Regions from separate parts of the Homo sapiens genome. Here region 2 is linked to region 1. A link is a contact called in ENCODE Hi-C data. All regions are on one chromosome and are shown on one strand. The core of a region is the stretch at or near the end of the contact, and the rest is flanking DNA. Distances in the headings are between cores, read along the strand shown. Region 1 holds the start of CFAP69 (cilia and flagella associated protein 69). Region 2 holds the start of FZD1 (frizzled class receptor 1).

Region 1 (6,317 bases), core at 2,631-5,130:
TCTGAATTTATTTAATAATTTAATAAAGCTGTTATGACTAGAGTCATTAATAATAGCAGAAAGTTACCATTTATGGGGCACTTGGAATGTATGTGCTGGGCACTGTGCTAAATGCCTTACAAATACTTTAATTCTCACAATAATTCGATGAGGTAGGCATTTCTAAAAATATCTTTTACAGATGAGGAAACAGACACAGAAAGGGCAAGCAACATGTCCTAAGTTCCTCACAATTAGAAAATGGCCACCAAAATTCTGGTACTATTTTATTGTTTCGAAACTGGAAAAGTATGATAATCACTTTAAAAAAGAAGACGCTGGAATCACTACAGTAGGGATTATCAAAATTTTTATAGAGAGAAAATTTGAAGATATAATGTTTACATAGAATATGTCTATGAGAAGTTCACAACATGGAATGAAAATAACAATTCAAAATCCCAGATTCCTAAACTATTGTTTTCCCTATTTACTAATAACTTTACTCATAATCTATATTTACATTTTCCATAATTCTATCAGAGAACATTTCAAAGTTATTAAAGTTAGAAAAATCTAATACTCTGTGAATATCATTTGTAGTAGCTTAGATAGAATTTATAGGCGCTATTGCCTTTTACAAAGTTATTTTTGTGAAAGATGCAGGAAAAAAATACCACTTAATGCAGAAGTAAAGCATACACACAGAAAAATCAGCAAAATAACCCGTACATTTTACCTGCTGCCTTAGGCAGCAATATTCAAGCCTATTTCTTTAATTACTAAAAACTAAGGTTAGGGTAACTGAAAGGTTCAATTTAGGTCTGTAATAAAGAAAATGATATAAAACAGCTATCAAAAGCCCAGGTAGCCAAAGTAGCATTTCTATATTAGGAAATCCAGCTGCAACTTAGAAACATCTCTGAAGGGATAAAGTGAGCAGACCGAAATCTGCATTAAAGCAAGTAAGATTTCAGGGGCATCCAGTCTCACTCTCACATCCTGGAAGCCAGTGGGAACAATCAGAATTCTAGAGAATCCCTTAGCTTTAAGGCCCAAATAACTTTATGAGCTCTAGTTCCCTGGATAAAGGATGATGACAATGACAATGATGATGTTGATAACTGCTTGTTTTCAATTATATATATAGGTCTCTCTATAAGTTCTCTATATTATTGTATAAGTTTGCTTATATATTATTTCTTTTTGTTTTGTTTTGTTTTGTTTTTTTGAGACGGAGGCTCACTCTGTCGCCAGGCTGGAGTGCAGTGGCACAATCTTGGCTCACTTCAACCTCTGCCTCCCATGTTCAAGTGATTCTCCTGCCTCAGCCTCCCAAGTAGCTGGACTACAGGCGTGCATCACCATGCCCACCTAATTTTTGTATTTTTAGTAGAGACGGGGTTTCACCATGTTGGCCAGGATGGTCTTGATCTCCTGAACTCGTGATCTGCCCTCCCCAGCCTCTCAAAGTGCTGGGATTACAGGTGTGAACCACCACACCCGGCCTATATATATTATTTAATTTAATCTTTACAATGGACATGAGTACTGTCATTATCTCCATTTGATAGAAAGGTTAAGATACTGGTCTTTGGTCACATAGCTGGTAAGTGATGAAGCTGACAATGAACTGAAGTAGTTGTGATACTCTCACCTTTAGCCACTAGGATATACTGTCTCAGAAGCACACACAGGCAGAAGAGAAGTTTGCAAATGTGCAGTGGTTTGAAAGAACTGGAAACAGTTCCCAGGATCTTTCCTAAACTGGCCTAAGGCAGAGGCCTAAAAGGTTATCATTTTTTCGTTCCAGGGTCTCTAGACCCCCATTCTATGAGTAAAGAAACTGAGTAACTCAGTTAACTTCTCATGAACTTAGGGTTCTCATTTGTAAAAACAACCACAGGCAAAAAACAAGAAGGCTGAGGATCACTAAGATTTCTCCCAGCTATAAAAAGTTCCTATTCTATTTCTTTGGGGAGAAACTACCTTTTTCCTCAGTACTTCGAAAATGTTACTACTCTTAGAATTAGTAATTAACAAGTCAGAAACATGAATTAATGCAAATTGATTGCTTTCTTCTTGGAAGAGAATCCTAGGCCCTGGAAAGAGCAGTAGTAATGAAAGAAAAGAAAGAAAATTAAAATGGGGAGAAAATGCACACACATATACACAGGTATACTTGTTTCATTTGGTATGTTTTGGACTATTTTGGCAATGGCTTTTAAAAAGTATTTTTCCCTAAAAAAAAAAAAAAATCCACGCTTGCTTGCCTTGTATAACGTTGCCCAATTTTTCTTGGAGCAAGTAAAGGAAGACTGAGAGCCATCAGTTATCAAATTCACATACTTTTCAGTTTTGCCCCTTGCCTGGGAGTATGGCTGTATTGTTGATCTTTCTTGCAGCCCAGGGAGTGGAGAGCTATTGTTCCTCAAAATTCTCCCCGCCCAGAGGGGAATAGGTCCACAAAATCGATTAGGCAAATTCCCCTAACACCTATTTCTCCTCATGCAAAATGCTGTTGCTCCGCAGGTTACTGCGTAAATGTCAGACCTCAGAGAGCTCAACTCTATTCCCCAGTCAACTGACCACTCCCAAGGAACTCTCCAAGGCTCCAGGATGTGAACGCAAGAGACAGGGTTCCTGACGCAGCCTGAGATTTGAGAAGCCTCAACAGGAATTCCCACAGTGGCCCCACACCATTAGTGTGAGGCAGGACAGGGTTCCTCCAGGAATTCGCGGCTTTTAAGGCACGATCAGGGCTCTCTGGGGGATCAATGGAATCCTAGTAGGAAACAAACAACTTGGGGTTTCTAAACACCTCCGCCTCGAATAGAGATCCAAGGGCCTCAAATGGAATTTCTCAACAGATCAACTTCCAAGAGTGAATTTTGTATTCATAACAAAAGCAAACCCAAAACCAAATACAGTACAAGCATAATAAAACAAATCAACTCTATTCTCTCCCGGTTCTCTCCGACCCAACGTGTAACAACCAGCTTCCAATTTCATATTTTAAAAATGCTTAATTTCTAATTTAACAGCGTTTTCCTCCCCTCTGGGTGCAGGCTTTAGTCGCAGCAAATTTAAGCATGGGAAAATTTACATCTATATCAAGAACATCACTCGGTAACAGGGATCTACGTATTAAAAAGTTCAGTTCAAACTGATCAGGTCATCAAATCAAGATTTTGCTAAGAATGATTCCTTTCCTCCCTGTAGCTCTATGACCACTTTTCGAAGAAGCGCGGCAAAACCCCGCCTACTCAGTTTGCTAGGACCCTCCAGGAGGACCACACAGCGCTGGTCCCCAGACAGGATGGTTGACAACAGCCAGCCCCTCGCAACCGGTGCAGTTCGCAGGGGGTGGGGGATCAGGATTAGCTCTGCGCTTGGAATCTCCATCCCGCGGCTTCCCCCATCTTCACTCCTGTCCCCAGTTCCACCCTTGCCACCCCCAGGTCTGGACCCCGTCTCGAGACTTCACTCCCACCCCCTCCACCTCTGAAAGCACAGACACCTGCTCATACCTGCGCCTCATCGTCCTCCGTCACCACCCCAACCACCGGGATTTGACTGGAACTGCTAGACTTGTTCCTGATGCCGGATTCCTGGGCCTCGGCGGTCGCCCCGGCTTCCTCTGTCCACATGGCCGGTGGCGGCGGGGTGGAGAGTGGGGGGATCTTCCTGTCCTACAGTGCGCCCGCAGCCGCTGGGCCCAAAGAGGCCCCGCCACCGAGAAGGGAAGGCAGCCTGAGAGTCGCTAGAGTCGCGAAAGGTCCCAAAATTCCGCCAGGGGCCTAGGCCACCGCCATACAGTCCGCTTAGCGCCGCTGCCGCCCCCCAGTTGACCCAGACCTCTGATCCCGGGCCGGTTGTTAACACAAGCCAGCGCGTTGCTAGGGGGCGGGGCCAGAGGCTACGGAAAGCCGGAGAGCCAAACCACCCCAAAGCCTAATTGCACTCCGCGCCCGGCAGGGCGAGTTTGCAGGCTTGCGGTAAGGAGCCTGCAGGATGCACCTCGGTAGGTAGCGGGGAGTGGTGCCTTAGGCTCCCGGTGTGTTTCGGTCTTCATAGTCTTGCTTCAAACAGGCATGAGTGGGTGGAGGGGTGAGGGATGTCTATGGGATACGTTAGGCGTGATACGATGGACGGATAGTGTTGAAAGCGTTTCTCTCACCCCAGGGAAGTGACCAGTCTCGCTTACATTCCCCAGCTTTTATCTGTACTTTAGTGGCCCAACTGGACAGTTAAATAAACAAACATAAAAGGTATTGTACAGAATGTTAAAAGGCTTTTGAGTCAGTTTATTGAATCTAGAGCGAGTTATCCCTTGAAGTCTCACTTTTCTCATCTGTAAAATAGGACTGTTGTGAGGATTGAATGAGATGACAGTGTTTGTTAAGTGGTGCTTGGCACAGCATCCCGTATGGTCAAGATTATCATTATCTTTATTACTGTTTGAGAACTAAAAATTAAATCCTAAGCCCCACAACCGACTGAACGGACCCCCTTTTGGCCAAGAGGACCCCCGATAAACCTTAAAAGCTGAATTCCTCGCCCTGACGGGACGGAAGGACGGACACGCCTCGCTATACCCCCCTACCTCCTCCCTTTTCACGTCCCCCTCACCCCTGGTTTTTTGAGACAGGGTCTCACTGTGTCCCCCAGGCTGGAGTGCAGTGGCAGGATCGTAGCTCTGCAACCTCCAACCTCTGGCTCAAACGATCCTCCCGCTTCAGCCTCGGGAATAGCTGGGAGTACAGGTGCACATGCCACCAAGCTCGGCTCCCCCTCCCTTTGAGGGCTTAGACTCAACAACTGACCAGCATTAATGTTAAAATGGAGATCAGAAGGCTAACAGAATGGACTCTGTGGCAATAACAAATTATAAGCAAGACCTAAGGCCATGCCAGGCAAGAGTTAAGTCACTCACACCTACACTTAAAGAATAACCTTTGTTTTAACTGCTGCAATGTTTTTATTTTTCTCTAGCTGTTAAATAAGAACTGCCCTCGACATAAGCAATATTGAAATAATTGCAGCTCATCCATGGCCAGATGTTGACTAACAAGACCCTCCTGTTCCACAAGTCATAACTGCAGGTTTGATTGGACAAGGGACCGATTCAGTAACTTTCCCCTGATAAAAGACCACCCACTATGGACTGGTTCTGGCAGGTTTACAGAGACTGAGCACTAGTACATTCATGTCTCTGCTTCTCCTTTTGATGTATAGGGACTGTAATGCATTTAAATGTTAAGTTTCCACTCCACAGTGAGCATGGGATGCATGTCACATGCATGTTTATTCAGCACCCCTCTTAGTGAAGATTCACAGCTCTTCTTACAATCTGTTGAATATGTCTGTTTAGCCAACTCATTCAGCATAAAGCTTCTGCTCCAACCCCACCTCCTTCAAAGTGCCTGTTGACTGTCTCTGTGGGAGCCTGGGCTTCCCAGCCTGCAGAATGGCCAGCCTGCAGGTTGTAACTCATTATAAGAAACAAAGTCTCCTTTCTAAATTTATAGATCTTATGATTTTTCAGTTGACATGTTGTTGCCTATCCATTGTAGACTGAATAATAATACAAGAAGGGTCAAGACTATAATGGAAAGCTTCTCATGATGATCATCAGTATAATTTAATAACTCAAACACCATAACTGAAAATTTAAAAAACTCTAACTCTTTTAATCTGTTTTTTAAACTTTCAAAAATTATTCAAGATTTAAACGTGCATTTTTGTATCTTCCATAGAATTTATGAATTTAAAATTACATATAAATTCAATGAAAATAAATATTACTTCACTTCTCAGAGCTTCTCTCCTCATTTCTAGAATGAGGTTGATAAGTGATTTTGAAGGTTCCTTCTGCCTCAGACGTTGAATATTTCTGGCCCTAAAAGAAAAATGGTAACACTAGATTAGGACTGGCAGCATTTGATTGTAAATCCTAGCCGAAGAGACCAAGTTTTGTTGAGAGTAGTGAGCATTTCTAGCACCTGTTTCCACACTTCTAGTCATTCTTCCGCTTTTCTCATCCTCAGCCCTCTGAAACTGTGAGATCACCAACACTTGGGGTCAAAGTCTATTAACATTTTTCAGTTCTCATCCTGTTATACTAGTCTGTAGTATTTTACACTGTTGACCCCTCTCCTCTTTTTACAACCCCCTTGCCTAGGCTTCCACATTCTTTTTGTTTTTCTTTCATCTCTACAGCTACTCATTGGTATCTTTATGGGCCCAGCATGCTTCTGCTGCACCACTCTGCTGCCTAGCTACTGATAGATATCTTTAGAACCATTCTTAGGCCTTATTACATCTAGAGGGCAGTT
Region 2 (6,317 bases), core at 2,862-5,361, 1.0 Mb before region 1:
GTCCTAAGTACCGGCATTTTGATAAATTCTTAAAGTTTAAAACAATACAATCAGGAGGATTGCTTTTCTCCTCTTCTTCACAGAGAACTAAAGTGAATATTTTTAAATGGCTTTGAAAGATTTACATTTGACACATTTCTGTAAATCCAAAAGAGGAGCACACAGGATTTAATGCAGTAGACCTGCACACATTTTCCCTTTAGCATGCATGCCCATATTTTGTTTATTTCAGGCGCTATCTCCCCGTCAATTATTCCACCTTCTTTACCTCCTGAAATCTTACCAGGTTATTATTGGTGGTGTGAATTGTTCCCCCCTCAGAATGTGCTGCTGAATAATAATCGTAATAAAATGTTGAAAGTGTACAACTTTTACATTTTAAAGTTTCTGATATATGTCTAGTTATTTGATTAAAAATAAGAAAATAGCACTTCATTTTGAGGAAGTCCATGACACTGAAATATCCTTCAAGTTTTCAATTTCTGTTTACGTTTTGCTGTCTTGTTAAGGAAAGCAAACATCAACTCCTTAACAAAGCTTTCCAGGTGACCTCAACATTTCCATTTTACAGACCGGTAAAATCTAAGCGCAGGCTGTCTCATTCTCAAAGGCAAGGTTGCCAGGCATCCGTATGCAATTAGAATTAACATTTTATAACCCATATCTTCAGTCTCTTCCAACCCACACAAAGCTTCATGCTTCTTCCCAAATCTCAGTAACCACATCTTTCCATGACGCTGGCCAAACCCATACCAGGTTTTAGACACTAGAGAATGAAATGAGCTCACCCCTCAAAAATTAGACTTCAAAAAGTTTGGCATTGGTTATCTCACTCACCCTGTAACCAACTAAGGTGGGAGAAGGGAGTGTCTGGGCGTTGAAGGTGACCGTGGAGGGAGGCTGAGACTGCCAGCGCCCACACCCGTGGGCCCCCATGAAGTTGGAGGAAAGTTCTGGACAGTTAAAAATCCAGCTTCAGGAAGTCGAAGGGACGGGCCTTCGCAATCCACCGCCGAGCAAGGGAGGAATTGTAATGTATGGGGGCCCTCCTCCAGATTTGGAAGGTTTGTGGAGTTCTGTACCTTAAGAGCCCCTACCTCAAGCCAGGAAAGAAAGGGAGGGGACAGAAGGAGGGGGAGGGGGCAAAAGGAGGAGGCGGGAAGTGACCCTGGCAGCGCAGCCCTAGTCGCACCCCGCAGTGCTGAACTCGCCCCGGAGCTGGCGCCCAGCCGTCCCGAGCACCCGTGGTAGGGAGAGGCGCGCGAGGACGACCAGGAGCGCTGTGCGGTTGCACACCAGTTTTAGCTCCTTTGCAATACTCCGAAAAGGGCAAGAAGGAAAAGCCTCAAATGGTTAAACCGCCCTAAATAATTAAAAACTTTTGAAAAAGAAAAACGCGTGATCGGTCGTCATTTAAATACAAATATACTTACAAAAATCTTACACAGGCTATTTACAATCATAAAAGCGAACAGTCCTGGTACCAGAGTGTGAGGGCAAGAGGTCTGTCCATCCTCCCTCTGGCAGTCGGGCCCTCGTGTCCTTTTGCCTCAGGGACGGAAGCTTTTGCAGGAGCTGAGTTGTTCAAAGGAGCCTGCGAAAGAGAGTTGTCTAGTGAGGAAACCTCGAGATGTCAGGATTGGCACGAACTCCACGGCGCTGGCTTTGGGGGATCGCTGCGCCCCGGCCGAGGCCTGGGCATGGGCTGAGCCCCGGGTCTCAGACTGTAGTCTCCCCTTGTTTGCTGTTGGTGAGCCTCGTGTAGAACTTCCTCCAGGAGTTGAGGGTCTTGCCGGACCAGATCCAGAAGCCCGACGTGATGCCCACGATCAGCGTCATAAGGTACTTAATCATGAAGACCGTGAAGTCCGGGCTCATGGGCGGGTGCGGCGGGGCGCCTCCGCCCGCCTGGAGGTGAGGGCAGGGGATAGCGTAGCTCTTGCAGCTCTGGGCCACCCAGCTGCGTTCCCACTGGTCCCGGAAGGCCTGCTCGTAGAAGTAGCAGGCGATGACGATGGTGGCTGGCACAGTGTACAGCACGCTGAAGACGCCAATGCGCACCATGAGCTTCTCCAGCTTCTCGGTCTTGGTGCCATCGTGCTTCATGATGGTGCGGATGCGGAAGAGCGACACAAAGCCGGCCAGCAGAAAGGACGTGCCGATAAACAGGTACACGAAGAGGGGCGCCAGCACGAAGCCACGCAGCGCGTCCACGTTGTTAAGCCCCACGAAGCACACTCCGCTCAGCACATCGCCGTCCACCTGGCCCAGCGCCAGGATGGTGATGGTCTTGATGGCCGGCACAGCCCAGGCGGCCAGGTGAAAATACTGTGAGTTGGCTTCGATGGCCTCGTGGCCCCACTTCATGCCAGCCGCCAGGAACCAGGTGAGCGACAGGATCACCCACCAGATGGAGCTGGCCATGCTGAAGAAGTAGAGCATCATGAAGAGGATGGTGCAGCCCTCCTTCTTGGTGCCCTGCGCCACAGTGCGTGCCCCGTCCTCGGCGAACTTGTCATTACACACCACTCGGTCTTCCAGGAGGAAGCCGGCGATGTAGGCCACGGCCACGGCCGTGTAACAGCCGGACAAGAAGATGATGGGCCGCTCCGGGTAGCTGAAGCGCCGCATGTCCACCAGGTACGTAAGCACCGTGAAGAGCGTGGAGGCGCAGCACAGCACTGACCAAATGCCAATCCAGGTGCGCGAGAAGCGCAGCTCCTCGGGCCCGAAGTACATGAGCCCATACACCTTGGTCGGCTCACAAGGTGCGCCGCAGTCCTTCTCCCCCAGGAAGTGGTAGTTGAGGTAGGAGGGCACCTTGAGGGCGCGCGGGCAGGAGAACTTGCCTCGCTCCGACGCGCCGGCGCCCCCCGGGAAGCCGCCACGGTGCCCTCCGCCGCCGTGCTGAGGGTTGCTGGTCCAGAACTCTGGAAGCAGCGAGGGCGTCGGGGTGCCCTTGTCGGACGTGTTCTGGCCCACGCACAGCTCGCCGGCGCCGTGCACCGGGAACTTCTCACACTTGAGCGTGTCTGGCCACTGGAAGCCGAACTTGTTCATGAGCGCCTCGCAGCCCTGGCGCGCGCGCTCGCACAGGGAGCGGCAGGGCGGCAGCGCCTGCTCTAGCACGGTGCACACGGGCGCGTACATGGAGCACAGGAAGAACTTGAGCTCAGCGGAACACTGCACTTTCACTAGAGGGTAGAACTGGTGCACCTCCAGGCCCGCGTCCTCCTGGTTCGTGTGGCCCAGCAGGTTGGGCATGATGGTCTGGTTGTACGCGATGTCCGTGCACAGCGGGATGGAGATGGGCTGGCAATAGCCGTGGTCCGGGACGGAGATGCCCCGCTCGCCGTTGTACTGCTGCCCGCTCTGTTGCTGCTGAGGCGGCGGCGGCGGTTGCTGCCCCGGCCCGGGCCCCTGGCCTGGCCCCTGGCCCGCCGCCTGGGCCCGGACCCCCAGCAGCAGCGGAGCCTCCAGCAGCCAAAGCAGCAGCAGCAGCTGGCGCGCCAATCGCCGGGGGTCAACTGGCGGGCGGCGGCGGCCACCGGCGTCCCCGCTGCCCTCCTCCGCCAGCCGGGCCGAGAGCGCCCCGGCACAAAGTTCCCAGCTCGCGCCACCGCCGGCGGCCCGGGACTTCTTAGGCGCCTCCTCCTCAGCCATACTTTCTCGGCTCCTCTCTTGGCGCCGCTCCGCTGGGGCTGCCAGGGGCACGGCCGGCGGCGGCTCCCCCTGCGGCCAGGGAGACCTCTGCGCGGGTGCCCTCCGTCGAGCCCAAGCCGCTTTCGGCCCGCTCCCCCGGCTCCTGTTCTGCGTACCGCAGCCGCCGCCGCCGCGGAAACTTGCGATTCATGAAGCGCGGGCGGCGGGGAGAACCCGGGTGGCTAGGGCGCGCCGGGGTCGTGTCCCGCCTTCCTGGCCCTCGGCTCGCTGGCTCCCGGCTGGCGGCGCCGCGCTAGTGGCCGCGGCCCCGTAGAGAGCGCAACTCTCCGCAGCCCAGCGGGCTCGGCTCCCCCCTGCGCCTCCGCCTCCTTCTCCGCCGCCGCCGCCTGACCATTTGTGTCAATCCCTCAACTCGCTCCCTCTCCTCTGCCTCGCGCGCCCTCGGACCGGTTTCCAGGCGCCCCGTAGTCTGTCTTTCACCAGGAGGGAGGAGCCTTGAAACCGACGCAGAACTGGAGGCTCAGGGACCGTCGCCCAATCGCGGCTCCGGCTTCCCGGCGCAAAGGGAGCCGGCCGCCTCCTCGCCAGAGCGAAAGCCAGCGGCAGGAGGGCGGGGTAGGAGGAGGCGGGAGGAGGAGGAAGTAGTGGTGGTGGCACTACTCAGGCACAAAGAGTAGGATTGCTCTGAAGCGGGACAGGCTTGGTTGCTTTTGCTTTTTCAGAAGAAAAAGGCGAGGATACGTAGGAGAATGGTCCCATATGCTGCTGGAGATAATGAATAGGAGTCAGAGGACCGCGGGACTTCGCTTTTCTTTTATTTTATCCATTATCATGTTTAAAAATCCTGCTCTTAACGCTGGTTACCAACAGCAAACCGGGTTCTGCTTCCAGAACAGATGCCTTTGACTTAAGGAGCGCACGGTTTCCTTTGAGTTTGTGTCTGTCGAGGTTTTGTTTAACATATTACATTAATAAATCCTCCAGTTCGCAGGCTGGGCTTGGCGGGCTTTGGTCGCGCCATTTCCCCAGAGGAGACGTTCACGGGATCGCTGTCAAATGAAACAAAACACAAACTTTGATGGAATTTGGAAAGTAAAGCCAGATGCGCCTTCTGCTACTATCATTCTTCTTGGAGTCAAACTCCTTTTTTTCCGCCTCTTTAATCAAGTCAGAAACAGAAGCAAAAGAAAACTATCCATTAAATTTTTGGAGAGAAAAACTTAAGAACCCGACGACCGAGGCAGTGGGGGCGCCTCTCTGGGATCGTCCTCGCCGCTCCAGACCGCAGAGGTGGCGCCGGCGGGAGCTGCACTCGCCGGCAGCTTGGGCCCCTGGGGAGCCTTTCTAAACCCTGGGGACGCCCACGGCTCCGATGGGAACTCCTGGGACCTGGGCCATTTAGGTTCCACAGGCTGGGCTGCAGAGCTGGAGACGCCAGTTTAATAAACAAAACAAACAAACAGTCTGAAAGCAAACAGCGAACTGCACATTCTCTTCCTAATTCCAAAACAGCATAATCCGTCTCAACAGACGCACATTAATGTTGTTTTCCTTGTAAGATTATTTTAAATGATGGTTTGACTATGTAATTCAGTTTTATAAGAAAAGTGCCATTGGACTATTAATTCTTCCATTTTTTTTTTTTTTTTGCCTGTGATCAGACTCTATCTCAGCGTACTTTTCACCAATTACTTTCTATCATTCATTTACACATTCATTTGTTTAATAGATACCAACCACCCATTGTGCTATAAGCACTCTTAGGTCGTAGAGTATAAAATGAAGGAGACCTGTGCCAGCCTTAGAGAGGGGCATAGTACAGTGAGGCACAGAAATGCAAATCACTTGTTACAGTGTCCATCCCAAAGCCAAAAAGGCACATAGAAAGCAACCAGCTCAGATGAAATGGGGTTCTGACGGAGAGGTAGGTGCAAGGTGCAAAAGATTAAAGCTCAAATTCACTTGAATTGCTGAAGGGGGCCAGAGAGGTGAGTGTAGCTGAGGCACTTTGAGGGGAGGCAGGAGAAAAGGTTTTAATCCAGACTAAAACGTTTGGGCCAAATTATACAGAAAATAGAAAACTATTGAAGGTCACTTTCCCCACATAAGCAGGGAGTGATTCCAGGGTGACTGAAAGAGGGCACCTGAGGCAGGCTGTCATTAGGAAGCTTTAACATTCATCTACACATAAAGGTTACTACTTAGATGGGTGTTACTTGTACTACATGCTAACAAGTCTCTGAGAATTTCACTACCCAGCATGTTGGTGTCTATAAAGAAGGTGCAGTCATATCTTTACCTGCTAAAGCAAAATGACATCTGTTTGTCTCAGATACATATGTTATTGTTTTTCAAATGTTTATATAAGCAGTACCTTCATAAAATGCATTTTTGCTTTAAAGTATTTGATTGCTAGCATTTTTTTAAAGCAACAGGTACTAAATGCACAATTATGTGAGCATGTGTACGTGTGTTGACTGTAATTTATGACACATTTTGATATTGAAAAGGAGGTTGGGAAGCACAGCTCTCTGAAGTCCTTTGAACCGTTCAATAAGTGTTCATTTTCACTCTAGCATCCTGGCCCCCAGGCTCCCAGGGACACTTTTTCTCTAGCCTTTCCACTCTGATGCTCATTCCTCTGCTGATAGTAT

The links. A loop is a pair of places that touch in the nucleus more often than their neighbours do. Pooled maps may share reads with other maps.
Region 2: a map of ascending aorta shows a loop between it and region 1 (2.9-fold over the local background). The contact joins the promoter of FZD1 here to the promoter of CFAP69 in region 1. A Hi-C loop is called at or near these places in 1 of 168 maps with a recorded cell type or tissue (ascending aorta), 2 of 37 single-sample maps with no recorded cell type and 7 of 50 pooled maps.

Annotation. Positions count from the first base shown.
Region 1 is chr7:90,242,737-90,249,053 of GRCh38, reverse strand. CFAP69 (cilia and flagella associated protein 69) reads right to left here and starts at 3,880. Exons shown (of 23, transcript NM_001039706.3): 1 at 3,510-3,880. The coding sequence starts at 3,629. It overlaps LOC107986819 (a long non-coding RNA gene), which reads left to right and starts at 3,923. Exons shown (of 2, transcript XR_007060423.1): 1 at 3,923-3,977; 2 at 4,975-6,317. It also overlaps a transcript of STEAP2 not described here. RefSeq lists an enhancer at 2,503-3,015.
Region 2 is chr7:91,262,227-91,268,543 of GRCh38, reverse strand. FZD1 (frizzled class receptor 1) reads right to left here and starts at 4,111. Exons shown (of 1, transcript NM_003505.2): 1 at 1-4,111. The coding sequence starts at 3,663. The coding sequence ends at 1,720. RefSeq lists silencers at 3,367-3,426, 3,517-4,026 and an enhancer at 4,147-4,326.